Regions from separate parts of the Homo sapiens genome. Here region 1 is linked to region 2. The links are chromatin loops, found by intact Hi-C in ENCODE. Cell type or tissue: endothelial cell of umbilical vein. All regions are shown on one strand. Links, peaks and the distances in the headings refer to the core of each region. The heading gives the core; the rest is flanking DNA.

What was found. A loop is a pair of places that touch in the nucleus more often than their neighbours do. Peaks named below come from ENCODE experiments on the same cell type or tissue, not always from the same donor. Only the 100,000 strongest peaks of a DNase experiment are listed, where the experiment ranks them.
Region 1: it touches region 2 in a loop (4-fold over the local background); 2 of 110 quality-filtered maps call a loop at or near these places.

The regions. Positions count from the first base shown.
Region 1 is chr14:37,037,907-37,053,675 of GRCh38, forward strand. All of the region lies in intron 1 of SLC25A21 (solute carrier family 25 member 21), which reads right to left. Among named protein-coding and RNA genes, the nearest start is that of MIR4503, 93 kb to the left of the region's middle. In endothelial cell of umbilical vein, for the core only: no CTCF peak of the experiment used is centred there; DNase peaks (open chromatin) are centred at 7,775, 9,485 and 10,305; H3K27ac peaks cover 1,749 bases.
Region 2 is chr14:36,656,417-36,672,185 of GRCh38, forward strand. PAX9 (paired box 9) reads left to right here and starts at 5,444. Exons shown (of 4, transcript NM_001372076.1): 1 at 5,444-5,677; 2 at 6,481-7,107; 3 at 10,046-10,185. The coding sequence starts at 5,674. It overlaps LOC105370455 (a long non-coding RNA gene), which reads right to left and starts at 2,333. Exons shown (of 2, transcript XR_943758.3): 1 at 2,128-2,333. RefSeq lists enhancers at 1-481, 5,912-6,423, 6,424-6,933, 6,934-7,444, a promoter at 4,178-5,375 and a cis regulatory region at 4,635-5,147. In endothelial cell of umbilical vein, for the core only: CTCF peaks have their summits at 6,583 and 6,843; a DNase peak (open chromatin) is centred at 5,395; H3K4me3 peaks cover 1,693 bases; H3K27me3 peaks cover 7,071 bases.

The DNA.
Region 1 (15,769 bases), core at 4,979-12,978, 380 kb after region 2:
GAAAATGGTTCTGTATGCTGCAGATGTTTATATTTTTCTGAAGATTCCTCTGCTTCTGTTCTTTTGTTCTTTCCTTTGCATTTTGCCCTTACTTAAACTTAAAGCTCCCTGTGGGTATGGAATAACTTTATACCCACATACTTTTTGTGTGTTTCTAAAGTTCTCAGTTCAGCGCTTATTGTGCTATGAGGAGAAGGATCAAGACAAATGACCACCTTACTGAACTGAAGTCTGAAATTGCTTTCCTGGCTGCCATGCCCTTTGATGTAGGGTAGCTAAACAGATCTTAAATGACACTCATTGTCCTTTGTTCTTATCTAAGCATACTGGTTACCTCCATGGGGCTCAGAGTTTCTGAGGTGACATAAGGTATACCTACCTTATATTTGTTGGTAGAAAAATGAAGAATAATAGGGTTGGCAAAATTATAACTTTTGAAAAATTTGTCTTTCTGCCTCTAGCCTCTCCTTCAGCATTTCTGAAAGTCCTCTCCCCTTTCCCAAACTCAGGTTATTATTTGCCTTCTTAATTTCTAACTCCTCCAAATAAAAACAGCAAAATGTGACATATTATTTCTACTTGAAAATTAATTTTCATGAATACATTCAGTCTTTTAAGAGTTTTCTGTTTTAACTCTTAAATTCCTATTTAAGGAATAGGAGTTTCCTATTATGAAATAAAAGTTTCTATCTCCTGATAGAGGAATTTGACACAAATTCAGGAAGTCAGAAGAACATTGTTGGGAGGTAAAGAGAGGGGGATAGTCTTTTCCTTGGCCCTAAAATTATGCTGCATTTAATTCCAATTTTGCAGAATATAGACTAAATCTGCTTTAGTTGTTAGGGGTGCTTTTCTTAGTAAGGGACTAGCGAGTATCTTCCTTCCCATTTTCCTTGATACCAAGATTCTTGTGCCTAAGATTTGCTGAAGCCTGACGTCCTGTGGCCCCAGCCGACCAGGGTCTCCTAGCCTGGGTCTTCTAGCCTCACTGTCATTCATCCACCTCCATCATCCCCGACACCATACAGGCCACATAGACAAAGGGATGCCCTTCCCCAGCCCCCTCTTTGCTCCTTCTAGAATGTCATGCATAATCACAGTATCCAAAGTTTTAGTTACTTCCAATACCCCAAACAATTGCATCTGACACCATCTTAGGAGCAGAGAACAGTTGCTAAGCAGCTATCAAGTAAGGAACAAGGATGGTACGGTGAGGGGTGGGTGCCACTGTCAGACAACCCTGTTGTTAGCAGATAGGATCCTGCCTTTTCGCCTAATCATTGACAGTATGTTGCAAAATACTGAAAGGCATTCATTGATGCAGCCTGTCTTATAAGCATTGTTTTTAACTGAGGTATAATTGACATGCAACAGACTGCATATATTTGAAACATACAAATTGAAAAATTTTTTGACATTTGTATACTCCTGTGAAAACATCATCACAATTCAAGATACTAATAAACATATTCATCACCCCCAAAATGTATTCATTCCCTTTAGTACATCCCACTCCCATTCCTGCTTCTCCCTAGGCAACCACTGATCAGCTTTTTGTCACTATAAATTAATTTTCATTTCCCTAAACTTTACATAAGTGGAATAATACAGTATATACTTTTTTGTCTGACTTCTTTCTCTGAGCATAATTGAGATTCATCTATGTTGTTGAAGGTATCACTACTGCATTTGTTTTATCACTGAGTAGTCTTTCATTGTATGGATGTGTCTATCAAGAGGCATTTATTGAGCCTCTTCTAAGTGGCAGGTACTGTGCTAGACACTGGAATATACAGTCACTAAAGGCTATGTGCCAGCCCTCAAGGATCTTATTTGGTGTTTAACACAGAGACAGATAAGTAACTTGACAATTACTGTAGAGCTTAATCTATGCCATGAGGGAGATAATCACGGAGGTTTGGGAGCCTTATTAAAGACCATGTAAATCAGACTTGAGGCTAAGCTTGAGGCAGGTTTTGGTGGATGAGTTGAAAGTAGTTACAGGGGGCTGGGCGCTGTGGCTCACGCCTGTAATCCCAATACTTTGGGAGGCCTAGGCTGGTGGATCACCTGAGGTCAGGAGTTCAAGATCAACCTGGCCAACATGATGAAACCCCATCTCTACTAAAAATATAAAAAAAAAATTAGCTGCGTGTGGTGGCAGGCACCTGTAATCCCAGCTACTCGGGAGGCAGGAGCAGGAGAATTGCTGGACCCCAGGAGGTGGAAGTTGCAGTGAACCAAGATTGAGCCACTGTACTCCAGCCTGGGCAACAGAGTGAGAATCCAAGAAGAAAGAAAAAAAGAAAAAGAAAAAGAAAAAGAAAGGGAGGAAGGGAGGAAGGGAGGGAGGGAGGGAGGGAGGAAGGAAGGAAGGAAGGAAAGAGAGAGAAAGAGGAAGGAAAGGAAGAAAGGAAGAGGGGAAGGAAGGAAGGAAGGAAGGAAGGAAAGAAAGAGAGAGAGAGAGAGAAAGAAAGAAAGAAAGAAAGAAAGAAAGAAAGAAAGAAAGAAAGAAAGAAAGAAAGAAAGAAAGAAAAGAAAAATTAGTTACAGGGTGAGGTCAAAGAGCTACCAGCAGTTCTATGTTGACTGGCATGGGTAGAGGGAGCTGACGAAGCTAGTGAGAAGGACCTTTCATGCTGGGTAAGAAGTGTAAATTATATCGTGAGACTTATTGAAGGCATCTAAATAATAATAAAAAATGACATAATTAAATTTACTTTTTCTGTGTAGAGTGAATTAGAAGAATACAAGACCAGAGACACCAACTAAGAGGCTAACAAAGTAGCCCAGATGAGAGGGGATAGAGCCTTAGACTCAGATGGTGGCTGTGGAGACTTGGAGACGTGGACAGATGAGAAAGAAAGTGACAGAGACAGGAAATAGAAATCTAAAAGTGATTGATAAATGTGTGGATGAGAAACAGGAAAAAGTTGCAAAGATTTCCATGTTTGAGGCTTGAGCAACTAGATAAATAGAAAATAGCTTAAGAAGTGAAAGTAGCTTTGAGGAAGATGATAAATTCATTCTAATATTGTGAGTTTGATGTTGTATGAGACATTCAGAGAAAAAAGTCCAGAATTTAGATGGATGTAACTGTGCAGGAGTTTAGAGATAATGATATACTTTTCCTCATATTTATAGGCTTGCAGGAGGAAGAAGATAGAGAGTGAAAAAGAATAAAAAGCTTAAAATTCAGTTTTTGGAAATGCTGCCTTTGTGGGGAAAAAGATAGCTCATATATCTTATCATATATTTAATTTTACTCCTTAATTTGTTTGCAAATTCCTGAAGGAAGGCAGTGGAGGGGATGTGCCTTAAACTTTCAGTAACCAAGTGCCTCTAACAGAGAAGGGGCTCAGAACTAATTCATTATTTGCATATTTGAACTTAAAAATATAATCAATCTGTATCTATAATTAGCCATCTGTTAAAATGACCCATGTGCATTATCAAAATGCTACAAAGCTGGGTGCAGTGGTGTATTCCCGTAGTGCCAGCACTCTGGAGCCTGAGGAGTGAGGATCACTTTGAACCCAAGAGTTCAAATCCAGTCTGAGCAACATATCAAGGCCCTGTCTCTAAAAAGAAAAAAAAAATGTTACAGCAATTGGTTTAGAAGTACCTGGGCATGACTTATCAGCAGCACATAGATGTGATCTATTTCTGTTGAGTAAGAGCAACAATTCCTAGTTACAGAACTTTCTAATATTTAACTAAATATATAAAAGAGAAGAGTGCCTCTAGTTGCAAATATAGTAATGTGTCTAGAGCAGAATCCATGACAGTCAAGTCCAGCCATGTGCTTAAATATGTAGCTAAACAAAAATTCAGACAGAACATCTTGCTGTTTCTGAACATGATGTAGAATTTAGCAGATGACAAGGTGGATACATTTTTGCTTAAATGATTAGGAACTCCAGTTCTCTCAATAGCACTTCCACAAAGACTAGGAAAGCCTTCCTAATCCAAATTAAATCTAAAGATTGTAAATATTATTCCATCTTTAAACTAGATTAACTTGAGGTAAATGGCTGTAAGGAGGTCAAGAAAGCTCCAATGAATCAATCCTCATTTTTCTCACCACATCAAGTGGAGAAGCTGTGATTTAAGCAATTTCTGCTAGGAAAAGTGCTTCCCGTGTAAGTTTTTTCCTCAATGATCTCTCTCCCATAATACATTACGGGGTAACCTTTACTTGCCATAGAAAAACAGACATGTGAATTTGATACTCTCAGCTTGTTTATATGTTTTTAAAGCTGGCGAGCAAACAGAGGGCAGAATGTGAAAATTTTTGCTTCTGCTGCCACATGGCTAGCTGGAAGCCGAGTTCAGGACATAGCAAACTTTCTATTTGGACTTCCAAGAACAGCAAAAATATTGAGTTATGTTGGGGAGGGGGAAATCTTTTATTTGATATCATCAAAATTGTTTCCAAAACACCCTCCAATTTCTTCTAAGTGGAGAACCTTGCAAATGAAATAAAAACAATAAACTTAATTTTACCGACTCCAAAAGATGTCTAACAATTTTCAAAGGAATTTCTTAGACTCTCCCATTTTCTTTTTTAAAATAGAAAATAACAGTGTAGTTTAAGATCCAGGCACATTTCCTGACTCTTTACAAAAATACTCTTTAGATATAACTTGATTTAAAAATTTAATATGTAAAATATGTCTGTAGAAGATAAATTACAAAGGTATTAATTGTATTAGAAAAGCATTCTTGACATTACAAGATTCATCAACATACTAATCTCTTCAGTGAACTTCTAAAAATCAATATATTAAAGTTTGGTTCACACAGTCTTTGGGAAAACATACCTATTGTGTAAACCAGGGCATGTGTGAATTTTTAAAACAACAATGGGTCCACGCTAACCAAGCTATCATTCTCTTACCTTTTCCATTACATATTCAATTTTCTCCTAACATACTGGAGCCTGCCAACTCTGTAACACCAGGTTAAATCTTTTTCCTGCACTCCTGGCCCATATACTAAACTCTTTATGAGACATCTCCACTTGTTGAGGCCATGGAAATCCAAATTTGATGCATTCAGGACAGACAGCATCACTCCATCTCCCAACCACTTCCTTTCCAATTGATTATTTCAGGAAACTGCTGAACCAGCCACCAGTGGCCCAAGTCAGGACCCCACTGGGGTCATTCTGAAATCCTCCCCACCTTCTGCCACAGACACAACGTAAGTTCTGTTGTTTCCACCTTCTTAATGTTGCTTAAATACATCCACATCTCTCCCTCTCCACCTTTCACCTAGTTCAGACAGGACCCATTTCCTCTATACAAATGTACAGCTAACTATCCAGTTGTACTCTTCTGTAATCCATCCCCCATATCACAGCCAATGATTTAAATGAAAACTGCAATTCTGAGCAAACCATTCCTGCTTCAATTCTTGAAGAACTCCCCAGAATAAGGCCAAACTCCTTAGCATGGTCCAAAAGACCGTTCAGGATATACCTGTTTTCATTCCTCCACACACTCCAGTCTGAGCTCCAATCATAAAGTGCTACCTGCAGTCCTCTGTGAGCCCTCCTTACTATCACCTCTGGGTTTTGGCAAGCACCATTTGTTCTGCCTAATATGATTCTGCCACCCTCTTAAACTTTCCCAGTTGCCTTTGCTTACTTGCATTTTATGGCTCTTTTTGGGCTACCATCTTGCAGGAAGCTTGCCCTAGTCTCCATCCCTTACAGATAGAAGACAGTGCCCCTCTCATGTGTTCTGGAAGTTCTCTGTACCTACAAAGACTGCAGCACTCATCATCCTTTCTTTATTCAAATTGCTTGGTCACTTCTCCCATTCTTTTTTTGTTTTGTTTTTAAGAGACAGGGTCTTGCGCTGTCTCCCAGGCTGGAGTGCAGTGACAATCATGGCTCACTGCAACATCGAATTCCTGGACTCAAGTGATCCTCCTGCCTCAGCCTCCCAAGTAGCTGGAACTACAGGTGTGCACCATCATGTCTGGCTACATTTTTTGTTTTTTGTTTTGTTTGTTTTATGTTTTTTTGTTTTTTTTTTTTTTTTTGGTGGAGACATGGTCTTTTTATTAATATATTGACCAGGCTGATCTCGAACTCCTAGCCTCAAATGATCCTCCCGCCTCGGCCTCTCAAAGTGCTGGGATTACAGGCTTGAGCCATCACACCCAGCCCTCTCAAGCTTCTTGAGAAAAGGAAGTGTGTCTTGCTTTCCATTACATCCCCAGCACCAAAAACAAAGTCTGGCACATAGTAGACACTCAAGCAGATAAAGGAACAAGTAAAAGTATGTAAAGTAACACAAGCCAAGGAAATTTTCCCCATTTTGTTATTAATAATATTTTTTAATGCTCAATGTGTTTGGCTTTCCTTTTTTAATAGCCTTATAATCTTAGGTTACCAATATATATAAAATTACATAAAAGAAAAGAAAAATACAAATATTTAGCTTACTTGTCTTATTTAAATGCAAACATAAGCATGTTTCTTCTCCTGAAAACTAATAGTGGACTATTCTTTCAAACTAAAGGTACTCTTATCTATTCATAGACATTTCAGTGCAAATACACTTTGATATGTAACAAAAAGGAAATCCTGAAAGATTATAGGTAAGCATATTTTAGGAATAATATCAATATTGAATGTACCACAGGAACTTCTGCCCCTCCTATAGGAACACTGGCTTTGTATAAAGTGATTGATCATTCTCTTTAGTTTTACAAACCTGAATTTTGATGTACATTATTGGGCTTTCTTAAGGTAGATACAGTCATGGAACACTAAAAACTAAGAAAGAGTTCAGGCTTGTGAAGAAAAGAAGGCTAAATTTGGAAGCTACATAATGAAGAATATTCTCCTAACCCTGTCTTGACTTAAATTAAGAAGTGATCTCCAACTTTTTTGGTTTCTAAATTTGTGGCAAAATTCCAAAACCTGAAGATTAAGGTATTAAATTGCCATTATTTCCTCCTGGACAAAATTGCTCTAGATCAATGTCTCCCCAACATTATTCCAACTGAAGAAATCTTTTCTCTTTTCAAAATATTTTAGTGGTGATCAATATACATATAAATGTAAAAACATTTTCTTTTGGAGATGAAAAAGGGAGACAGTCTGGTTTCCCACTCTCCTCTTCCCACCCATGCTCCTTCTAAAGTGCCAAGAATTCCACACACCATGACTTTAAAACCACTTGTCAGTGAGATCTGCAATGACCTCTTTCAAATCGAAAGTTACATGATTCTAAAATATATCAGTATTTCTGAGTATGCAGTTACCTAGAAAAGCAAGGCTAAACAGTGAACTCTCTATGTTGTAAATTTCTAGAGAATATGAAAAGTTTGTGGTGTAATACAGTACAGGTATGTTTTAAATGACTACAATTACGAAGGAGAGATTTCTGGACACTGTTATAGAATTAGTAGATCCTATAACATTTCTGTAATGATATTTTAAAAATCTATTACTTTCCATTATTTAAGGGACCCTGTGAGATCACATACAGTTGAATGAAAAGACAAACTGCTGGGGAAAAAAAACTTCACTAATATTTCAAAATTGGAAGTGAAAAGAGTAGGTTTCTTCGAGAACCACAAAGTAATGACAGGAACTCAGTTTCAAGAAAGCCCAAGACATTCAGCGACTCAAAGTAATGAGCTTAATTCTCCAAAGTCTCAAGCAGTTTCCACCCCAGGGTAACAAAAACAAGAACTCATGTTTGTTTGTGTTGCAGTCTCCGTTTGGACCTGGAAGGTCAGGCTCTGAACAGCCAGGCCATTGTTCAGCATCATTCATCCTGATCGGGGTCTAGCACCTGACAAGGAATTAGAAGTCTGGGTCCTCTATCTGATTTTGTGATTGACTCACTCCAGGGTTTTGAAGTCACAATTTCTCCACTCTAGAGCATCCATGAAATGATCTTTTCCTTCTGGATGATGGAGCAATTATGGAGACTATGTTGTCTCATAGTACTTGGGAATATGCTAAGCATGGTTGTGCTAATACTCTATTAACAATGTTTTTTGTTTCAATACATAAAAACAAGTTACCACCTTACTGAGGGATTATTCTGTGCCAGGACCTGTTTTCAGTGTTTTACATAAGTTAACTTGCAGAAGCCTCACGACAACCCTATTAGTGAGGAATATGATGATCCTCATTTTACAAATAAGGCCACAAAATCACAAAGAAGTTGAGCAACTTGCCCAAAGTCACAAAGCTGGGCAGGGGAACAGCCAGAACTCCAAGGCAGGCAATCTGCCTCAAGGGTTCTTGCTCTTCACCATGCTGCAATGCTCCCTCTTTGCCGACGCTCTCAAGCTTTCCCAGATCTAGTGCTATGAGGGGAAGGAATGGGAAGGCTAGAGCATATATGATCTCTTAATTGCCTACCTAATCAGATTAAGTAGGTCTGCTCTCACACAATCATGGAGTATGACATATATTAGCCTTATATTTCCTCCATCCCCCAAAGAAGGCTGTGACTGCTTCATGTGAAGCAGGTAGCTGGGCAGGGAAAGGATTAAGTAGCTTCAAAACGGCATTTTTAACTGAATTGGCCTATCTCTCAATATATATGTATTTAGAATAAAAATTGATTTGATTTGGAAATTTTGTTAAATACCACTCCCTACGGTCATGTTGATAATACTGTTAAATCCTGAACTTTCTGTTACTGATACTTTGCAATTAATATCAAAGTGTCAACAAGATAACAGCTTGAAAAGTGAAACCTGTTGCAGACATTCTCTGATCAAGTTTCCATGAAGCAGATGTTGGATTGATTTCTTAAACCCTGTATACACATTCATGATTGTGCTCTGCCCTTTTTTATTTCCTCCACCAATTAGAAGTTCTATCACCAGATTGTGCAGGATAGGGGATTTTTAGGTCCCAGCAGAAACAAGAAAACAATTAAAAGTGTGGTGGGTTGTGGAAGACAGCTGCAAATGTTGAACTGTTTCTACCCCACATAACACCCCTGGTTCCTTCTCCCCAAAGATCCTCTGAGTCTGTCTTAAATACAAACCAAACAGGACAATGGCATCCGGAACATTTGTCCTTTTCATAGTTTGTTTTAGAACATCACAGTTCAAAAGCCTCTAAGCAACTACTTAGTTGCACTGATCACAAAGAAATCTCTCACACAGACAGAACTATGAAACAATTTAACCGGAGTCTTCCTTCTGAGACTCCTACAACTTTTGAAAGTCACAATGAGTAAAAGGGTTTGGAGAGACATGGGGCTAAGGAAACACACATTGGTGGGGTTGTATTGATTCAAAACCAATCTGGACAGCAATTCACGTGAAATTTAAAAGGGTATACTGCACGCTGAAGGGAACATGGACTGGGTGTCAAGTCCAGATCCTCGGAACATGCAAATAAAACACTGCCCAGCATGTCTAAGACATGTTTTGAAATGTACATTTTGTACACTAACACAGGATAACAGATATGAATCAACTGCTGTGAAACCAGACCAAAGTTGGAAGTATGAGAGCAATAAGAAAAACATGACCTAAAGGGGCAATGTAGCAAACAGCAGACCATGGTCCATTTCCGGAACTTTGCTAAGAGGCAAAAGCAGGAGGTTCTGCCCCTGCTCCCCAAACCCAGATGGTAATGCAAAAGTAATTAAGTAAATGCTGAGTAATTCTTTATCAAACAGCACGATCATTCCAGAAACACATAAAGTATGTAACATAACAAGAACTATTAAATCAGTCCCAGCAGAGTTTTGAAACGAATCAGTAAAGAAGTTCACATTGATTAAAAACCAAAATGAGTCTTGGTGCATTTGACTTGTTTTGTCCCTAGAAAACAAAAGTGTTTTATCTATACCCACATGTTGTGACAGAAAACAAAACCTTTCTTGAATTTCATGCAAGGTAGATGTGATTTCCAATGTATCACCCACTCCATGCCATCCTCCAAGTTATCTTTAACAGGCTTATCAGGGAAAACAACAAGAACATATTAACAGCACAGAACTGTAGGTGTTGGATTTTATACCACTCATAAAAGGAATCTATACATGTAAATGTTTTTATTATATTTTTAGGAAGAAAAGCAAATTTTAAAATTAATGCAGAACCCATCACAGCTATCCAAAGAATGAAGATTCTTTCATGTTTTAGACAGAAAAATATTGTTCAAACGCTCCTTTCCAGGTCCATTCATGAAGCTCTTCCATTGTTTACAATGTTTGTGTACCCATTTAGGCTCATTTGAAAAATGACCACTATGTCCATTCCTCCCTCAACATATCTGAAAGGAAGCCAAGAAAAACGTTGAGAAAAAATGCCGCCTCCTGAGAATTCAGGAGAACAGTAACACATTTAGATTCTGCAAGATTAAGACAGACCCTACAAATACATATTCCTCCTAGTGGCCATGTCATTTTTCATATGCAAGACCACCACTTTCTAATAACAGATAGGTAGGAAATTACTGTCATCATAAACCGGGTTATGTATCTCAATCAACTGTTTCCTAAGGAAAGCTATGAGACTGGTGGAGGGGAAGAGGCAGTACCAAATTACTACGTCTTCCTGGTTTTGCAGTTAAAAAAAAAAAAATGTACCTCTACATTTTAAGGAGAAAGTGGCACCACCTAAATTGACCTACATTATTCAACAGATTCAAAAATGTAACTTGCCTATAACCTTAGAGATGTCATAAGCCTATGACATCTGACAGCTGGGAGGAGCCTATATTATAAATCTTTGCATAAAGGTCCAAAACTTTACTCTGGTGTTAAAGAGAAAGTACATACCTAAACTCTCTGAGTCAGCTTCCTCACCTGTAAAACATGGGTGAGCAAGTCTGTCTGATTGTTCTTGAGAGAATCAAGGGAGCTAATGTATAGTGAGCACTGAACCTTTTGCAGACTTGAAATTCAAAGGGAGCCTTGGATTTAGCCACTGAGACCAATAACTAGAGCAGACTAGTTTTGCCAAAGACTTTTAGTTTTGCCAAAGCAGGCTTAACTTCAAATAATGTGTCATGTTCTAATCTCATAGACTAGTTATACTCAACTCTGACTCACCTGTGGGGGGTTTGCTTTTGTTTCTGTTTCTTAATACAATGCTGAACTACTTCTCCTGCTCCCACCCAAAACCTTGTGAATCAGAAGCTACAGGAGGTAAGGTAATCTTGATTTATTTGTTTTTAATCTTCACAGAAGATTATGAAGCAGCCAGAGTTAAGAACTACTCACATAGCCTTGAAATGTCCTTGAAATGTTCTTGAAATTCCAATATTTCTTGAAATTCCAATATTTCAATACATAGTAAATGAATGAATCACGTCAGTAAGTTTCACCAAAAACATAAAATAAAATGAACAAAAAAGACTGAGAGCCATCACAGATCAAGAATGACATACTGACTGGGCACGGTGGCTCACACAGCACTTTGGCAGGCCAAGGTGGGAGGATGGCTTGAGCCCAGAGGAGTTCAAGACCAGCCTGGGCAACATGGTGAGACCCCATCTCTACAAAAATTAAAAATTCGCTGGGCATGGTGGTGTGTGCCTACAGTCCTAGCAATTAGGGAGGCAGAAGTGGGAGGATTACTTGAGCCCAGGGGGTCGAGGCTGCAGTGAGCTGTGATCACACCACTGCACTCCAGCCTGGGCAACAGAGGAAGACCCTGTTTCAAAAAGGAAAGGAATAACATATCATAGAATTATGAAAATAATTATTAAAAGGTACACACTTCAGACTGATGTTGTACAATAGATATATAATGAGACCCACATATGTAAGTCCATATTTGTAATTCTGAATTTTCTAGTAGCCACACTAAAAAAAGAAATAGGTGAAATTAATTTTAAAAATATATTTTATTTAATGTAATGTATCCAAAATATTATCACTTCAACAACTATTAAAATTATTAGTGAGACATTTTACATTCTTGTTTTACACAAAGTATTCAAAATCTGGCATGTATTTACACTTAAAGCACAGCTCAATTTGGACAAGCAACAAGTCCAGTGGTCAATAGCCACATATAGCTAATGGCTACTATATTGGACAGTACAGCTATAGACTGTAATATATACATGTGTACCTGTGAATATAGTGCCGGATATTTTTATAACACCTGAAAAGACTACACTAATATAATTTTGCATACTTCTACAACAGCAACATGGACTGGCTGTCATATGAAGTAATAAAGGCAATCACTATTTCCAAAAGCTGCTACTGGGCAGGACTGCAGTACTTTGCCTTTAGTGTGAAGTGTGTTCAAAATTATTTATGAGTGCAAAAATGCTATACCTTAAGTGAAGTGTTTCAAAATTAATATCCATAAATAAGAACATTAAACACACACACATATTTGTGTTGTGTTTGTGTACTCCATACATGGCATTTTCTATCTAATACAGTAAGTAATAGTAAAATAAACATTGATTCTCATAGGAAATCGGGTATCTTTCATGTATACTCATGTATACAGTAAGTAACTCAACCTGATAAATAACATAATTATCTGGGGATGCAGCACACAGAGTTGAGCAGTTTTGCATGCACAAGAGGCTGAGTGGGGGCTGAAAGCCATTTCTCTCTCTGCTTACCAAGTGGGTGGGGTACCTTGGATTCTTCCAACTCATCAGCCTAGAGGGACACTTTTTTTCTAATAGAGCAAAACAGTACCACGTATTCTAGTGAATGTCATGAGCCTTGGAAGTGCAAGGAGTTTTATTAGAATGCGTTCATTTGAGTAAAAATAGATGACAGATCTGGCCCATTCTCCATATCTTCCAAGCCAAAGTCATCTCTTCCTTGCTAATACTCAACAATGCAAAACTTTGAAATAATAACCAAGTACTTCTCAGATCCAAGGTAGTTCTACAAAATTATTAACTTGAAGCCTCTACTAGTGAAAAGTTTGAATGGCCCACTCCCTGGGCATAAAGCGAATAATAATTTCAGTTTTCCTAACAACAACAAAAAAAAGCAGGTTTTCTACTTATGTGCCTGGTTTTCAAAGTACATTGATTTCATTTCAGACAATAGCACAGAATATTTACTTTTCAGGTTAATACATCTAAAATAACTACATCTTACACCACAGTTACTCTCAATCAATTTACCCTACTCTATCTTTTTCCATTGGCCTTAGTGCTATCTTAAATGACTTTGTTCATGTATTAGTTTACATCATTAATATCAAAGATCTCCAATTGTATATAAGCTCCATGAGGAAAGGACTTTGCCTATTGTTCACTGTTTTATTCTCACTCCATAAGTCTAAGCACCGCATAAATATTTTTAAAAGTAAGTTTCTGAAGAAGTATTCCAGAATTCTAAATCTCAAAATATCTATCATTAAAGAATACCTGAGGGAGAAGGGGCAGAAGGAATATTGTTTGTGACAGACTAGGGGCTTGGAACAGCATGACTGGTTCTGGAAACTACAAATGGGAAACGTGACTCATGAATGTACTGGCTTCAGTGCAAGGAGAGGGAAGAACTCATTTCACAGCTACAAGACAATACTAGAAATAGCCTATCATTTACAAAAAGTTTTTCATTTAAGGGTAGATTAATTCACCCAGACTGAACTCCTAGGCTATGGTGACCTATTCTTACCTATTCAATCAGAATATGTAAGAAACAGATGGCACAGGCAACTTGGGCAATTGGAAAAGAGTTTAACAAAGGGACTATTTACAAATATGGTGCAGGGTTGAAGGAAACCAACAGTGGCTACTTCAATACCGAGGGATGAGCAAAGCATTTCCCACCCCTGAATCTAAAAGGGCAAGAAAGGGCCAGAGCTCTGCAAGGACAGTCATATGGAAAAGGCCACCTGGTAGTTGCTGTGGTCTTTGTCCAAGGGACACAAAGAAACCTGTGTGACCAGGTAGGGAGAGAGCCAGTGGAAAATACTCTGACCTCATTGTCCTTCCACCTGCCTGATCTCCCACCAGGGCCTTCCTATTGGTTGAACTTAACTGGAAGCCAGAGAGCAAGGGAACTCACTGAGCAGTCCAGACGGCAGCCGGCGGGCACACAAAGCAGCCTGGAGAGGAGTGAAGAGTGGACCCGAAGGGCCCGAGCACATCCTGTGGAATTGAAATGCAGTGTGAAAAGGTGGTTTGCTTTACACTGTGGCTTTATGTTCCAATCTTAGGTTAAAACCATGATTTGAATTATTTAAACACACAGTTGTTGCTGCTGCATTCAAAAAGGCAAGTTATATGCATAATAAATTTCCCTTAATAGGATAAAAGCGGAATTCACAGCATTAAAGTACAGTTCTCTTAAAGCATTTAAATGAAGAACTAAAGAAATGTGATCCAGGGATGCAAGTATTTTTTATCATCTAACTTGAAAAGAGACAGTTATAGAAGATTGAAAAATCGATAGTATAAACTTTAGGCCTGTAGGTCCAAACCGGGCTATGCAACACAACCAGCTGAAGAGTATTTAAAACTGCAGGCTCCTGGATGCACCCAGCTGGACCCCACTGACTCTTAAGGGAAGGGGCATAGAAATTGATGACACAGATTTTGGAACTAATGTTTTAGAATTTCCCTTTTAAATGTTAAATATCTTTGTTCTTTTAACAGTGTTTTTATTTTTGCATGCTTCTTTCTGTGCTGTTTTAAATTAAGTATTCATCTCAATCATTTTTTAATTCAAATTTTGAAAACCAATCAGCAAAATAATTAATAACCATGTACATTTAATAAAAGACTTATCAACATAAACTTTTTTTTTCCCCCCGAGACAGAGTCTTACTCTGTCTCCCAGACTGGAGTGCAGTAGCGCAATCTGAGCTCACTGCAACCTCAGCCTCCCAGGTTCAAGCGATTCTTGTGCCTCAGCCTCCAGAGTAGCTGGAATTACTGGCACACTACACCATGCCAGGCTAATTTTTGTATTTTAGTAGAGATGGGGTTTCACCATGTTGGCCAGACTGATTTCGAACTCCTGGCCTCAAGTGATCCACCTGCTTCGGCCTCCAAAAGTGTTAAGATTACAGGTATGAGCCTTTGCATCTGGCCAACACAAGCCTAATTTTAAGATTATTTGTCCTTTATATAATCTAAGAAGATTTCAATATACGATTTTTGACAGCTTTATTGAAGCATAATCACATAGAATAAACTGCAAATCAATATATCTGTTTTATTTTGAGATAGAAAAAAGTCCTTTGAGTGTATGAGCAAAAAGACCAAGTGACTTATAATGAACATAAAATTGAATTGTTGTTAGGCTTTTCAATAGCAATGTTTTATATCCTATGAAAATAGAGTAACATTTAAGATACTAAAGGAAAAGAGATGAGAACCAAGGATTTTGTATAGAGCCTAACAGACTCAAGTATGAAAGCCACCAATAAGCCATTACTGACATATAAGAATTCAGGAACTATTGCTTCCATGAGCTTTTGCAGAGGAATCTATTAGAGAACAAGTTTCATGCAATCAAAATTACTAGAGAGACATCAACTTGTGATGAACATTAAATATGAGGCTATTTTTAGAACTAAGACCAAATAAGAGTTAAAAGGGCAGGTTAAAAGGAAAGAAAGGTTAAATGCTATATAATGTATATCCTCTGACAATGTAGATACAGTAGAACAATTTTTTAATGGAGAAAATGGAGAAAACATATACAAAAATAATTTTCTTAACTCATCTCATAGTCATTTTGGTGGAAGCATCCAATTTGTAGCCTTAAAATACTATTTCCCATTAAAAGATACCAGAAACTTCCCTTCTAGCTTCAGGGAGGAAATG
Region 2 (15,769 bases), core at 3,586-11,585:
GGGAGAACGTTCGAGTCGGTCAAGATGACTCCGGCCTGCGAGTTGATTCAGACTCCTCGGAAGCCAGAAATTGGGTCTAGAGTGGGTTGGTCCCTCCGTCAGCAGTTCGGGCCCAGCCGAAGCTTGGGGCCTAGAGGGCAGACGTCCGGCTCTGATCAGAGTACAGCGGGCTGGGCCTGGCAGCCTGCAGGCAACCTGGACCTTGCAATAAAGCTGCATTCAACATAACTCAGACCACAGTGGGAGCCCCCGAAGGGCTTCATGTGAGTCCCGAAACCAGAGTTTAGAGGCGCGGCCTGGTTCTCGTTTATCTTTTCCAGACAGCATTTAGGCCAATAAGGTCTTTGAAAGGAGGCAGCCCCAAAGCCCTCAGGCCGACACCTGAGGGCAGGGTCTCAAACAGCTGTGCTTGAAGAACCGGCAATCTTGCTTTTCCCACACGCAGCTGCACCTCTCCTGAGCGCTGCAGCTGATGGCTGTATAGTGACCACGGACTGCGTCCTCCTCACGAAGCTGCGCAACTTCTGCTAATGCTGCAACCCTGGCAAGACGAAATCCCCCTCCCTCTGGCTAGATCAGCCCAGCCTCCCCTCAGGGACCTTCCTGCCCCTCCCTACCCCTCCCTACCCCTAGGCCGCTCCCCCCTTCCTCTGTTGGGATCCGATCCTTGTTCGCTCTTGCAATCCCGCAGCCCGGAGTTTTGCCCCGTGCATTAAAACATGTTCTCTTTCATTTGCAGATTTAATAAACAAACGTAACCATATCACATGGAGCTCCACACTGTCCTTCTGAAAGCAATTCCGCTGTTGAAAACTGAAAAATGGGTGTAATTTGCTTTCAGAAAGTAATGTTAGGGTCACGGCAATTTCTCGGGCCGTTATTTATTTTTACTTTAAAGTCTTTAGGAAAGATTTGCTTATATGCTCGGAAAACTTCCAAATGCGCGAATACCAGCAATCCCGCTCGCCTTCAACGCGTGGGGTAAGGGGGGGTGGGGAACAATTACTGAGTGACGCTAATATGGGGAAACTGAAAAGAAATGTCGATTGTTTTTATTGTAATAGAAGGAGTGAGCAAACAGAAAAACCAACCCCGGGTGATCGGAAACAGGCAGGCGGAGAATTAAAAGCGGGTTTCAGACAGCAACAGGCCCCTCCCCTGCTCTCGCAAGGAGAAAGCGGGCGACGAGCGCTCGCAGCCCGTGGGGCTGATCCCACCTCCCGCAGGGCTCCGGTCGTGTCGCTGTCGGACCGCAGAACGCCGGGACGCATTTCCGAGCTCGGGCCCGACCCAACCCGCTGCCATTCTAGCTACCTAGTGGAGCCGCGGAGAGACTCTTGAACCGTGAGGCTCCTTGATGAGAAGGTGGAGAGGCTGCCGGGCTATTCTCCGAGCATCTTCCGGCCGAGCTCTGCTCCTCTCCGTGCGCTTGCGGCTTCTCCTTGGGCTAGCGCGTCCGCAGTCCCTCCAAGTCCAGGCCGCAGGTCAGTGTGCGGGCGCCTCCTGTCCTCCTCTCCCACCAGAGGACCCCTGAGGGCTGTCTCCATCCCCAATCCCCGCGACTGCTCCTTTTAGCCGCCATCCCCTCCCGCAGCGCAGATCCTGCAGGGGCCAGCGGTCCAGGGCGGACCCTCCCTCGCCCTGGGCGCGGGGCGAGCTTCTGGCTGTCACTTGCCGCTGCAGTTTCAGGGAAACTCAGCTGGCCGCTTACCCTGCAAGACGGGGACATAGCAGAGGGCCGAGTTCTGGAGAAGCTGGGCTTGTTTTTCTCTCTGCACCGCGCGCAATGCCCCAACTGACCCTGAAGGGTCTTGCCTTTACTGCATTTGCCCCCAGACGGCTAGAAGTCAATGCACTATGAAAATCCCAGTCCCGGACCTCGGACTCTGGCTGTCTTACAATCCCTGCAACTCCTCCGAGTGGACAAGAGGCGGGCACCGTCGCCTGGGCCTCGCTTGGGGGGGGGGGGTCCTGTCCCCAGCAGGGGGCAAGTTGGAGGAATCAGCTCCTTAATATTTTCTGCTAGCTCTGCTTGTCATAACTGCAACTCGGAATAGAACAACCTCTCTCCCGTGCATACGCACCCCCAACTCTCGCCCTATCCTCCCATCCACAGTCATCACTGACCTGTAGACCCGGAGGAGCAGGCTTCCGGGGGTCGGTCCAGGTTGGGGATACAGGGAGGGGTCCTCGCGTTCCGCACAACCTGTAGTGCTTGGGTCTGACTTCGGCAGCCCTCGGGTACAGTCTGCCGGGCTAGATTCCCGTTGCTTCTCCGCGTCTCTCCGCGGGCCGCTCTAGCGCCGGGAAGGGGGCGCCGCAGGTGACTGCCCGCGGCACTGGGACGGCTGACAGATTTATGGAGACTTCACAGCATCTGGCTGGGGTCCGCGAGGGCAGGGCGGAGTCCGGTCGATCCGATGCTGGGGTCTAAAGCTTCCCCAGCCACACGCCTGGGCCGAGTCGCCCCCAGAGTCCCCGGCCCCTGCTCCCCTTGGGCGGGTGTACACAAGGATCCGGCCAGCGCCGAGTGTACTGGTTCCTCCCACCCAGTGTAGCCCCCTCCTTCACACTCTCGGCCCGGCTTCCAGTCTCCCACTGAGTAAATATTTATCCAGAGAGCGAGTCGCCCCTCGGAGGAGGCCTCGACGCGGCTAGGGAAAGGCTTTTTGGCTTCTCCCTGGCCTGAGCCAGCTGCAGGCCTTACTGGTGTTTTGGTTTTGGTCTTAAATTTCTCCTTTTAGTCGAAATTCTTCCGATCTCTTTGAGATCTTCTGAGTCCAGAGTGAGCAGTGTAACCAGGCGGCAGACTCCAGCTGACCCTTGTTCTTGTTCTAGGTCCTGCATCCTTACATTCATCGGGACTGACCAGACCTTAGTGTTCTCTCTTTTCCTTCCTTCATCCTCTTTCTCTGCCTCAGATCCGTCGTCTCTCGGTCGGTCTCAGCGGGTCGCTGACTACCTCGCCCTAGCACTCGGTCCGCGCCCCGGGAAGGCTTCAGCATCACCCTCTTCTGCTGGGATCCCGCTGACCCTGTCTGCAGCTTCGGCTTCTCTTGCTCCCAGAGCGGGGTCTTCGGCTTGCCGCGGATACTTAGTGGCCCAAAACACCTAAAATTGACTCTTCCTGCGCTCTTGAGAATGCCAAGAGCACCCAGTACCTGCAACCGCCGGCATGAGTGGGGCCTGCGGGGAGCCGCCAGAGCTGCGGACAGGCCCCCTGCCCACTGAGTTGCTACCCCTGGCACGCCCAGGGGATCCGCAGCAGCTGAGGCCACATGGTCACAGCCAAGTTCAGCAGGTGGAAAGGGAGAGATGGCATTGAACCTATGTGAGAACTGGGAAGATGTGTGGCAGCTGAAGGAGTTGGTAGGAACAAGAGGGAGTTGTATGTTACCTCCATATAACCAGAGCTCTAAACCATATCAGTTTCTGAACCAGTCTAGGCTGGTGCTGCAGAACTGCTAAAGCTCTCGCAGAGTCCCCAGACCCCCCGCGGGACATGAGGTCTTGCCTGTTCGTATGCGAACATCCTTGTACCCGCCTAGCAGCCCTGCAGACTGCAAATTTTCCCTGGGTGCACGGAAGTAGAGCAGATTTGGCGCAGAGGTCGATACTCACTGCCTGTCTGTGAGGGGGGAGGAGGATTCCTTCCTGGTCAAGTTGCCGGGCATGTTCATTCCCTCCCGCAAGCCTAAGGCAGAGTCATAAGCTCCCCTACGATGCGGCAAAGTCTCAACTAATTTATCTACCAGCCTTAAGAAGGAGCTGCTGCTTCTAAAATCTTTAGATTTCCGAAGGCTCTCCTTGTGTAAAAATGCCAGGCGGTGCCACACGATGTCACCCAACAGGTATTGGAGGTCAGACCAGGCTGAAATTGCTATCAAGTCAAACTTCAAGAAGATTTTAAACATTTGAAACCAACCAACAAAAAGGGACAAGTTCAAGTATGTCTAGTTGTGGGATTTCCCCCAAGATTCCGATTCTAAAGAGTGGTGTTTTAGTTCATCTTTACCTTTCACATCCTCCATTCTGTTAGGTAATTTTGAATTTAGAGTGCATCCTAACCATAGAAGTGGGAATCTGGAGATCTGTTCCTTTGCAGAAGCATGGCTGATCATAGTTTTTTCCTGGGTTCTTGCAACTTACTGACCTGAGATCTGGGACCAGTCAGCTTCTCTGGGTGTAGACCGCAGCCACACACATCCCTGGGGACTGTTGGGGAAGCAGCCTGAATCCTGTGTGCACAAGGAGCCTTCTGGATTGTCAAGTAGCAGTAACAGAGTTCACGACCCCAAGCAGTACAAACTCCCAAATTCACGAAAATATTTCTCTTCTTGTTTATTATTTTGATTCACATTCTCCACAACCCTAACTGCAAATATTAATAACTTTGGCTGCAAAAAAGCATACGGTACACTTTAGATTAGACTTACAGTGAATAAAAGTGAAAATTCAGAAGTAGGCAGAACGACAGGGCCTCTGGAGCTTAATGGAAGACGAGGGAATTACATCCATGTGCAGCGTCGGTGTCCACTGTCTTGGGACTAAGTCTCTTTCATATTTAAACAAAACTCTTTCGAGAGGGCTCGCTGGTTTGGAGAACCCTCACAAACGCTGCCACCGAGGGCCAGGGGCCCAGGACAGTGGCTGAATGTGGCAGAGCCTTGGGCTCCGTAGTGAGTGCCCCACGCACTGGCAATTGGTCGACTTGGGGCTGTGCGCTAGCGTTAGCCGCCTGTGGTTCAGTTCCCCGCACACGGCGTGGCCCGTGCCTCGAGCCTGTGTGGCTAGTGGTTGGCCGGTCCACCTGGACTGGGGGGTCGCCGCAGGAAGCTGGCGGTAGGAGGAACCTCCCTGGCCTTAACAGTGGCCCCCACCTGTGGCTCGGGCTCCCCGCAACCTCCTGGTTTCTTTGGCCGGCCTATCTTCTCACACCTGCGCTCTCGCCACCTGGCATGGACTGAAGTGAGGTAGAATCGGCAGGTGACACAGATCCTCTCCTGACAGTCCCCAGAGGCCCGCATGACAGATTTTGCTAAGACAACTCCCTCACCCCTGTGCACGGTGGCGCCCGCCTCCCACCTATAGCCTTAACTTCAATTCTGAGATGTCCATCGTTCCCCGGAGGAGGTCTCCTCGGGCCCCTTCTCCCTTCGAGTCATTCACATTCAGACCAAACGCTTTCATTTGTTTATTCAGCATTTTACCAGCCTGATTTTGCTGTCTTTTTGTGCCGCTTCTGGGAAGATGTCAAACACCCATTTTCATTGTATTTAGTCACCCAGGTGGGGAGCTAGCCTGAAAGAGACAGCGGAAGGAGTTTCCTGGACTGCGCTGTCGCTCACCGACCCGCACCAATCACCATGCAGCTTGCCCTCGGACCCGCCCCTTTTAGGGCGTGTCCCCAGTGAGTGATAGACGGAGCCGCCCTGCCCTGCTCAGCCCAGCCCACGTTGCTGCTTAGATTGAAATGCAGAACTCAAGCCTCTTTCATCGGGGCACAGACTTCCTTTTACTTCTTCCTTTTGCCCTCTCGCCTCCTCCTCCTGGGAAGAAGCGGAGGCGCCGGCGGTCGGCCGGGATAGCAACAGGCCGGGCCACTGAGGCGGTGCGGAAAGTTTCTGTCTGGGAGTGCGGAACTGGGGCCGGGTTGGTGTACTGCTCGGAGCAATGGGTGAGTGGCGGCGGGGGACTCTGTCAGAGCCGGGAAGGGAGGGAGGGAGCGAGCGGGCAAGGGAGGGAGGGAGGGAGGGAGCGCGAGGGCGCGCGCCACTAGGCGCTCACATTCTCTATTGACTTTGCTCGTGTTCCTACAAGTTGTAGGAACACGCTAAGGGTCAGCGGCGCACAGCAGTTCAATGTGAACGCTGGCTACTGGGTGGCTGTTGATGCCATTTTCTGATTTTAAGAGAAGGGAGCTGTGGCATCAGCGAGCCCCTCAGCCCGAGTAGCAAACCAAGTTTTGTTTCACACGCGCGCACACATGCAAACAAAACAGGAAAAGAAAAGAAAAGAAAACAAACAACAACAAATAAAACACCCTCTAGCTTCCCCTAGACTTTGTTTAACTGGCCGGGTCTCCAGAAGGAACGCTGGGGATGGGATGGGTGGAGAGAGGGAGCGGCTCAAGGACTTTAGTGAGGAGCAGGCGAGAAGGAGCACGTTCAGGCGTCAAGACCGATTTCTCCCCCTGCTTCGGGAGACTTTTGAACGCTCGGAGAGGCCCGGCATCTCACCACTTTACTTGGCCGTAGGGGCCTCCGGCACGGCAGGAATGAGGGAGGGGGTCCGATTGGACAGTGACGGTTTGGGGCCGTTCGGCTATGTTCAGGGACCATATGGTTTGGGGACAGCCCCAGTAGTTAGTAGGGGACGGGTGCGTTCGCCCAGTCCCCGGATGCGTAGGGAGGCCCAGTGGCAGGCAGCTGTCCCAAGCAGCGGGTGCGCGTCCCTGCGCGCTGTGTGTTCATTTTGCAGAGCCAGCCTTCGGGGAGGTGAACCAGCTGGGAGGAGTGTTCGTGAACGGGAGGCCGCTGCCCAACGCCATCCGGCTTCGCATCGTGGAACTGGCCCAACTGGGCATCCGACCGTGTGACATCAGCCGCCAGCTACGGGTCTCGCACGGCTGCGTCAGCAAGATCCTGGCGCGATACAACGAGACGGGCTCGATCTTGCCAGGAGCCATCGGGGGCAGCAAGCCCCGGGTCACTACCCCCACCGTGGTGAAACACATCCGGACCTACAAGCAGAGAGACCCCGGCATCTTCGCCTGGGAGATCCGGGACCGCCTGCTGGCGGACGGCGTGTGCGACAAGTACAATGTGCCCTCCGTGAGCTCCATCAGCCGCATTCTGCGCAACAAGATCGGCAACTTGGCCCAGCAGGGTCATTACGACTCATACAAGCAGCACCAGCCGACGCCGCAGCCAGCGCTGCCCTACAACCACATCTACTCGTACCCCAGCCCTATCACGGCGGCGGCCGCCAAGGTGCCCACGCCACCCGGGGTGCCTGCCATCCCCGGTTCGGTGGCCATGCCGCGCACCTGGCCCTCCTCGCACTCCGTCACCGACATCCTGGGCATCCGCTCCATCACCGACCAAGGTAGGGGCTCAGAGGCTGGGCGTGTGGATGTGCAGCGTCTGCCCCCGCACTCTCGCGGAGGTCCCAGTATCTGCAGCCTCAGGGACACTGTCTTTCCCACCACCTGAGGCTTTTTCCTTTGGAAACGTAAGGAGTCTTCCTAGGGGGTGTTCTGATCTCATTAACTTGAAACTCATGCCCCTGGTTTCCTTGCCACACACAGTCTTCTGCCTCATCTCAAACTACCAGACCCATAACATCCCCCCATCCCCAACACATGGTTCGCATTTTCCACCCTCCCCCGCCTCTCGCGCCGAGGCAGCCTCAGCCCGGCTTGCTCACTTGGAGAGTGCGGCCGGGGCTGGACTTGGGGCGCAGCCCGGGAGGCCCGAGCCTGCTTGGGGCTGCCGGCTGCAGACTCCGCTGTGGGCAGAGCAGCTTGCTTGGGGATCACTACGGCCGGGAGAAGTCTGGCCGGGAGGAGTCCAGCACGCCTTGGAAATTGAAGTATTCTCCGATTCTGGTAATCAGGCCAAATTTGCTCAGGCAGGAAGTTCAAATGTCACCTAATTGGTTTCGTTCTTATGCTTCACTTCATTTTCCTCGGAAATGGAGGTCCCGAAGTTACTACTAGTAACTTGCATGTAACTCATTCCCAGACGAAGTCATATTCACATTCTCTCTCTCTCTCTTTCTCTCTCCATTCACTTTCTAACTTAACAGACTTCACTGTATATATCTTAGGAAGGGAAGTGGCATCAGCCACTGCAGTGATGGAGATAAAATGCAGGCAATTCCATGCTGTCCTTTTACTGTTCTTTTCAGTTTTCCCTGAGCCTGCCACTTTCCTTTGGGGTCCCCGGGTCCCCGGGTCCCCGAGAATGCAAGTGGATATCTATCTAGTTCCTGCATGTTTTAAGCAGTGCCACCCCACTGTTTCTTTCCTTTCTCACCCCTGACCTTGCCTAGTCCTAAGCGTCCTTTCTGCCTTGTCAGAAGGATTCCCCGAGCCCTCCTGCCCAGTCCGGCTTCCGCAGGAGACCTGAGTTTGTTTTCTTTTACTGAGTTTTTTTTTTTTTTTTTAAGGCGTTAACTTTTTTCTTGGTAGGGAGAAAAGAAAGTCTGAATGACCTAGATGCAGAATTTAAATAATGTGTAGATAGTCCACTTTCTTAATTTCTCAGCCTAAAGTTTTAAAAGTGTAGAGGAAAAATTAAATAGGAAAGGGGGAAATAGTTTCTTTAATTACTTCCTGCCTTTCTTGGTTGCCACCACATTGGCACAATTATCTTTTTAAGTAATTAAAGCAGGGCTCTGATTTCTCATCTTCTTGTTTTCTGACTGCAAGTTTACAAGAGCCCAGTTTTGTCTTATTTGGAGCTACTTGGAGCCATAGTTGGAGAGAGTTTGCCCTTGATTTATAGGATAAACTGACCTCACTGACATTTAAAGGAAGCCCCTGTTCATGGGAAAGTGTGAGATCAGCAGAAATGGGGGCTCACAGGGGGATCTCAATTTCTTAAGATAACTTCAAGCTTGTGCCCACCGACTGCCTTTTGTCTGGGAAGGCAAAGACAGACAGGCAGTTCTGGACCAAAACACAGTTTCCTGGTGCAAATGGGACTCAATCTAATTCTTGGGGGTGGTAGAGGAGGAGACATAGTGAAAAAAAAAAAAAAAAAAAAAGGCTGACAGAGTTTAAAAGAAAACTTTTCCTGCCTAGGGATCCTACCATCAGAGCAAATGTCAGTTGGGAAAGTATTGGAGAATGGAAAGGAGCAACTTTTCCTTTCAGATATTATTGTGATTTTGGATGCCAGCTTTAAACAACCCAGTTTGTGACACATTTGTGATTATAAAAATGATCATTTCTACAAAAATGCTCACTCTTTTAAAGCACTGTGTTAGATGGAAGTGTTTAAAATCAAGTTACAATGGCTTTGCCAAACCACTCCTCCACCCATAGGACCCAAAGACAAACATACATTGTTTGTAGCCTTCACATATCTCTTTGAAACTATACCTGGTCACTGAAAAATGCCAATAATTCAATATTCTCAACCCCAGGTATTATAGTAATTACTTTACACCATACAATTTTCTTTGCATCTCCACCAAGAACAGAAAGAATAACTGATGGCATTACACCTTAACACTTAATTTTACTTTCATTTTCTTAACCTATTTCATTTTCTCTTTCTTGTATATACATTTTTTAAACTCTTTCAGGAAAACCCTGCCACTAACACCCATGGCATGTATAGTGGTAATTGCAAGATTTATTTTTAAGTCATATGCACATATCACATATGTAATGTGTAGAGGTAGTGTATCAAGGGGAGCCCTATGCACACACAAAGCAGAAATCTGTGCATGTATATTTTGCACTGTATCGTGGGAATAATTTAGTTATTTGTTTGCAAAGGACAGTGCAGGTCTTTTTGTTCTCTATTGACATAAGTACCAGATCCCCACAGTGCAGTGAGCACCAGTGCAGGCACCCTTAGGTCAGACGCTCCTCTCTTTCTTTTCAGCCAGCCCCACTGCCAAATTGTTGTCAACCCCCAGTCGGCCTTGGGTTAAGAATGAGGAGGTGGAGAACGGCACGTGCAGCCTTAAGGGTTCCTTCTCCGATTTAGGTTTCTTCCACTCCTTTGCCCTGGGAGAGCAAAGGGGCGAAGGGAAATCAAAAACCGGTTGAAAAAGAAAAAAGTGTCTTCCCTCAGGCGTGGGTCAGAGAATTTGGAAAGGCCTACTCTGAGGGGAGTAAAACTTCACCAGGCCCTGGGCTGGAAGCACAGGAGGTCGCGGCTGGGCCCAGCGCCCTCGGGAGGCCAAGGGCAGGGAGCCGACCCAAGGTCTAAGCCCTCCAGCTCTCCGTCGCGGGTTTGGGTCCCGTCTCAAGAGTGGGGCGCGCGGGCTGGGCCTCCGGCCTGACACCCTCTCTTCTCTCCATCAGTGAGCGACAGCTCCCCCTACCACAGCCCCAAGGTGGAGGAGTGGAGCAGCCTGGGCCGCAACAACTTCCCCGCCGCCGCCCCGCACGCGGTGAACGGGTTGGAGAAGGGAGCCCTGGAGCAGGAAGCCAAGTACGGTCAGGTGAGGAGGCGAGGGTCAGGCCAGGTGGGCCGCGTGGCGGCGGGGATTTAGGCGATGGAACACTTTGTGATGGGTCCCTTTCTGAGCTTCCCGCGAGAGAAGCCCAGGCTGGCGTCCCTTTGCTGCTACGAGCCAGATCCTTCGTGGACTGGGGCGAAGCAGAGGCCTGAGCCTTGGAAGGCGGAGCTGGGGCCTCGACCCCCGCCAGGGGCCGGGAGCGCTCGTCAGGGCGCTGGGGGTCTGGGGCGGCAGCTCCCCGGGGCGAGGCTCTGGGAAGCGCCTCCAGGCCTGTCGGCCTCCGGGAGCTTGGGGAGGCGGCTCCCGAAGCCCTTTCGGCGGCTCTCGTTGGGGGTAGAGTTAACCAAAGAAGGCGCTTCTGAAGGGCCGAGCGGAGCAGCCCTGGGGCCTCAGAGCCGCGCCTTCACGCCCGCGAAACGCGCGCCCCGGGTCTCGGCCCCACGGTGCGACTGCGGCTGCGGGGTCCTCACGTTCGGACTTTCTCTCCGGTGGCTCTCGGACAAACACGCTTGGCCAATCCTGCGGAGAGGGGCACCCAGATAAACGTAACAAAGCTACCATTTTCTCGACTAAAGGTCACATTGTAATCTCCCAAGGAAGTTAGTGAGAAAACCTCAAATTATACGGACTGGCTGTGGACCGTTTAATTTTTCTTTCCCTCCGTCCCTCCCTCATGTCTCCAAAGGAAAATTTAAAACACTCGTGTTTTTATTTTCCCCCCGAGAAAAGCTAAACAACCACCACAACAAAAGCCCCAGATTTAAGTCTAAATTCATCACCGTCCTGGAGTCAAGAGTTCAAAACTCTCAAAAAACCGGACCTTAAGGCAATGTAAGGTTTCCCCAGCAGACCCCAGTAGGTTTGCAAATCTCTTAATCCCAAACTCAATTCCAAAGCCTCAAGCTATTCAGTTTTCCTTTTATTATTTTGAAGACTTAAAATTTTTAATGCTTTTTTGTCTGTCAAAATCAGCTTTTAAAATTAAGTGGAATTTGTTCCTCTTATTCACTTGAAAAAACATCTTAGTCATTATTTTCTGTAACAAATCCCATTTCCACTTCCTCTTCCCTCTCTTATTTTGTTGAAATAGAATCAGAATACATATTAGTGGCTCTCCAATGGCAAATAACACAGAAAATAGCAAGGAAAGAGAGCCCTTTTCCTTAGTCTGTTTCTACTGTGAAGAATGTCAATGAGAAATGATAAGGAAGTTTGTCATTTTCTTTTACTAAACGACCCACCCTTAATTCGTAATTTGCAAAGAAAAGGCAGAATAGTACAATGGTTAGGAGCTCCGATCTCTGGCTGTACGACTTCTTAGGAAAATATTTAATTTTTAGTCTCTATTTCTTCATCTTTAAAACAGGGAAATGATATTCCCAACCCAGAGATGTTATGAGTATTCAATGAGATAATGCAACCATATGGCACATAGTAAGCATTTATTAAGTATTGTCTGTGGTTCTAAGTGGCAGTTAAAAAGACACGTGTAAAAGTAAGTAATATTTATCAGAGTATACTTTGTTCTGAGAGACCATAGTCAAAAAGCTTCAAGAGATTTTGTTACAAACAATAGAAAGAGTGTATATAAAGCACCTACCATAGAAGCAAGCATTTAATAGGCGCTCAGTGCTTTTTATTAGGTCATCATTGATTGGAATAACATTGTGAAGTATAGAGTTGAAAAAGTTTCTAATTCCCACATGTCATTGATGAACCCAGTTTATATATCAAGCAGTCATAATCCCAAAAAAAACCCTTTATACTTATTATTTATTTATTTATTTTGAGACGGAGTCTAGCTCTGTCGCCAGGTTGGAGTGCAGTGGCGCGATCTCTACTTATTGCAGCCTCTGCCTCCCGGGTTCAAGCGGTTCTCCTGCCTCAGCCTCCTGAGTAGCTGGGATTACAGGCACGCGCCGCCACACCCACCTAATTTTTGTGTTTTTAGTAGAGAGAGGGTTTCACCATGTTGGCCTGGCTGGTCTTGATCTCCTGACCTCGTGATCCACCCACCTCGGCCTCCCAAAGTGCTGGGATTACAGGCGTGAGCCACCGTGCCGGCCAGTAATTTTTATTTTCTCTTCCTTGAATTATAGATCTAACATTGAAATTTGTTTGGAAATGCTTAATTTATAATACACTTCAAAACTAAACTGACAAATTATTTAAAATAAAAAATTTGAAGTTTTAAATAATTGATATTCTGATTATTAAAAATAGATTACATTTTATATACTAAATTTTAAATCACTAAATTATCACATTTATAAAAGAATATAATTTAAAGAAATAAGTAACCAAATAAATATTGCTCTAAATACTTAATAAGCTATTTTTTCCAGAATAAAAATATTTATATGAAACTTACATTTGCGAAGTTCTTAATTGCAATATGCTAATCTTCTGCATTGCAATGTATTTAATAGTTAGATAATTCAAATGATGTAAAATTTCAAAACCTGAAAAGTTTCTAAGAATAATATAAATTAGTGGCTACTCTATGATAATTATCAAAATAGTGCTTAATGTTGAAGATGTGCCAAGTTCAGCCGTGCCATTTTTCTGAGCAGTTTTGAACTTTAGACATTGATTTCATGTAAGGTTAAATTGCACATTAATACTTGTTTATAAACATACAAAGGTAAAGTGTTGCCCATATATGTGCATTTCTCTTACCAATATTCAAAGGGCAGATTTATTTTTAAAAGTTATTTTTCAAAATGGAATCAGCATATTTCAACCAAAATGTAAACTCTGGTAACACGTATTTTTCCCTCTGCTTATATTATGGACAATAACTTGAATGTCTTTGGCCAAAAAAAAGCTTTAAAATTTTTCCCACTTTCAGGGCATTTGTGATTGTTATTAAATAGTGCAAAATTATATGATACTAGTTTAATTTTATTATACAAAGAAGGAAATTGAGAATTCAGAATCATAGAGCTTAAAGCATATTTTTCTTGAGGACATCTGTAGAATTACCAAAGGGCTAAACTATGCAACTGAGTATAGATACTATTGATTACCATAATCTAGAGTTTCTATTTTCAGCTTAAACTGTAAAGACAGATGTCCTGATTCCTAGTAATTAAAACTGTATGCACATTTCAGCTATGCATATACCTATCTTTTGTCTTTGAAAATTCAGTGTAGAATATTCTAACTTGTCTTACATATTAATATTACATTGTAATTAATATTTTGCAGTGCCATTCAGAAGTCCTTATTGTCTCTGAGGATAGAATATTTATTTTGGCTTTTTTATACCCACAGTTAATATTGGGGCTAGAAGTACTTAATTCCATTTACTTCTGAATGGCAACAATGTTCTCTGCTTCCTGATGGCCGGTTCTCTTCTGTTGAAAGCATAAAACTCCAATGGAATAAAATTGAGTGGCCAAAAAACCTTATATAGAGAATCATAGGGACTGGAATACATTTGCCCTTTTAGGAAGTATTTCATGAATTAATGCCTCAATTTTATTCAAACTATATATAAATAATTGTATAGTTCTTGAAAAATTTTCTACAAATGGGCATACTGTCTCAAGAAAGATACATTGCATATCTGATACTCTAAAGTAATTGGAGTGACAGATTTATAAGCTTTGGGTATCTTCATTTTGGGGTTGCAGATATTAATTTGGCAAGTTTAATATAACACTAGCTACAGACTGAGATGTCAGAAATAGAGAATAGTCTATAAATACTTGAACTTTTTAAAAGTTCAGAATTAAGTTGTGAAAATAGTTGAATTTAAAGATATAATCTGAAATTCTTATGAAGCATTTACTTGCACATGCATTTGAAGTGAAGATAGTCTTCTAGAATCCTGAATGTGATTTTCTAGTGTATTATTTTAAAAACTGGCTGTCCTTGTGGATGTACTATTCTCAGGAAGATATAAATGATATTGCACTAAATTTGTCTTCATATTAAAGTTAATTTTTGTAAATAAGTTATGATTTATAGACAATGAAATCTTAGGCAAATGCCAGCAGAGTGTCTTTGAAATTCATAATGTTATCTGTTATGAAAAACATTCTTTGACCTGGTTACATTTTAACCAGTAGTATTTCAAAATAAAATTAATGATCATGTATCAGTAAAATGTATTGTATAAAATAGCAGGGAAAGGTAATTGCAAATTTTTCAAGGCTATGTCAATTTTAATAATATTTTGGAAAATTATAAAATTTAGAAAAGCTTTTAAATAGCGGCTTTCCATTTCTTAGAGACATTTACATCTACAATATGATAAGTAAGCATAATTAAGATCTTGTTGGATGAATGTTGAAACCATATTTATAACCATCATTTCATTTTGTCAGGTATGTTTTACTAGGTCATTGCATAATGCATTAAAAATGGAAGAATGACAGAAAAATGAGTTCACCAAAAAAGAGAAAATCTTGTTTATTTTCAGATCCAAAACTTTTTCTTGCTTATGATATCGAGGTTGAAATTCTAGGTGAAGCACATCTCTATTTGTGGCTAAATCTACTTTATTATAAAGCCAAGGTAAATTCATTTTATCATAAGAGGACCAGGTTGAACTGATAAGTGAAAGCAGATTGTGGGTAGAGGACCTGGCACTGTTATTTGCATTTATCTTCACGATAAATAATGTTGAGTAGACAATTCCCAGAATTTGAATAATGGTCTATAACCTCTAACTGCCAGACATTTGCCATACCAGTTTTATGGTGGTCACAAGTGTTTTGATACTAACGTATTTTCCTTTACTTGGAGGAGGGAGGATAAATGGAATAACCATAAATCAAGTAATAAATGGCTAGGTTAGAACTTCTGTTTACTTTTTTCAACAGCTTTATTCATTTTGCTTGCTTAAAGTGTAATGCTTGTTTTGTGATAAACGGTGCCTACATTTTTGCTTTGTTTTTTAAGCTACAGTGTCACATCTTTTGCTTTCACAAACCTATACTAACTTAAATATACATATGGTTGTGGAATGCTTATGATGTATCCTGTTTTGTGGGGATACAAGATGATTAAGGCAAGTCCCTGTCCTCAGACAGTTTACAATCTAGCCCTCTGCCAATACAGTTCCTCAACATATTCACCAAAGTTACTTTTAAAAAATTGGTAAATCTGTATTTTGAACATTTGGAACAAACGAAATTAAAACTTGTACTTTCATTCTTCTTGTGATAACCTTAACTAGAAGAACTACATTGCATCTTATATATTTTTTTCTAGACTATTTCCGTTAATGTCAGTGTGATGAAGTTGGTCTTTTCCTAAAAGTATTAAAACAAAGCAGTAACTTACTTTTTCTAGGGTATGCAATTTAGTCTATTTTGCTTTGTATTAGTAAATCTCCTTCTCAAATTTAGGTAGAAGATAGTTTGCTATAGAGAGCACCCTTGCACAGTTCTTTCAGGGGAAAGAATTCTCATGCCTTTCATGGAAGATCCACATGAGAAAGGAGTTGATGGATTGAAGTCTTATTTATGGAATCTTTAGGTAAAGTCATTTTCAAAAATGAGATTTCCATTACATGCCCATTGCTGGGGTTTCATTTGGAAAATTTGTTTACTCT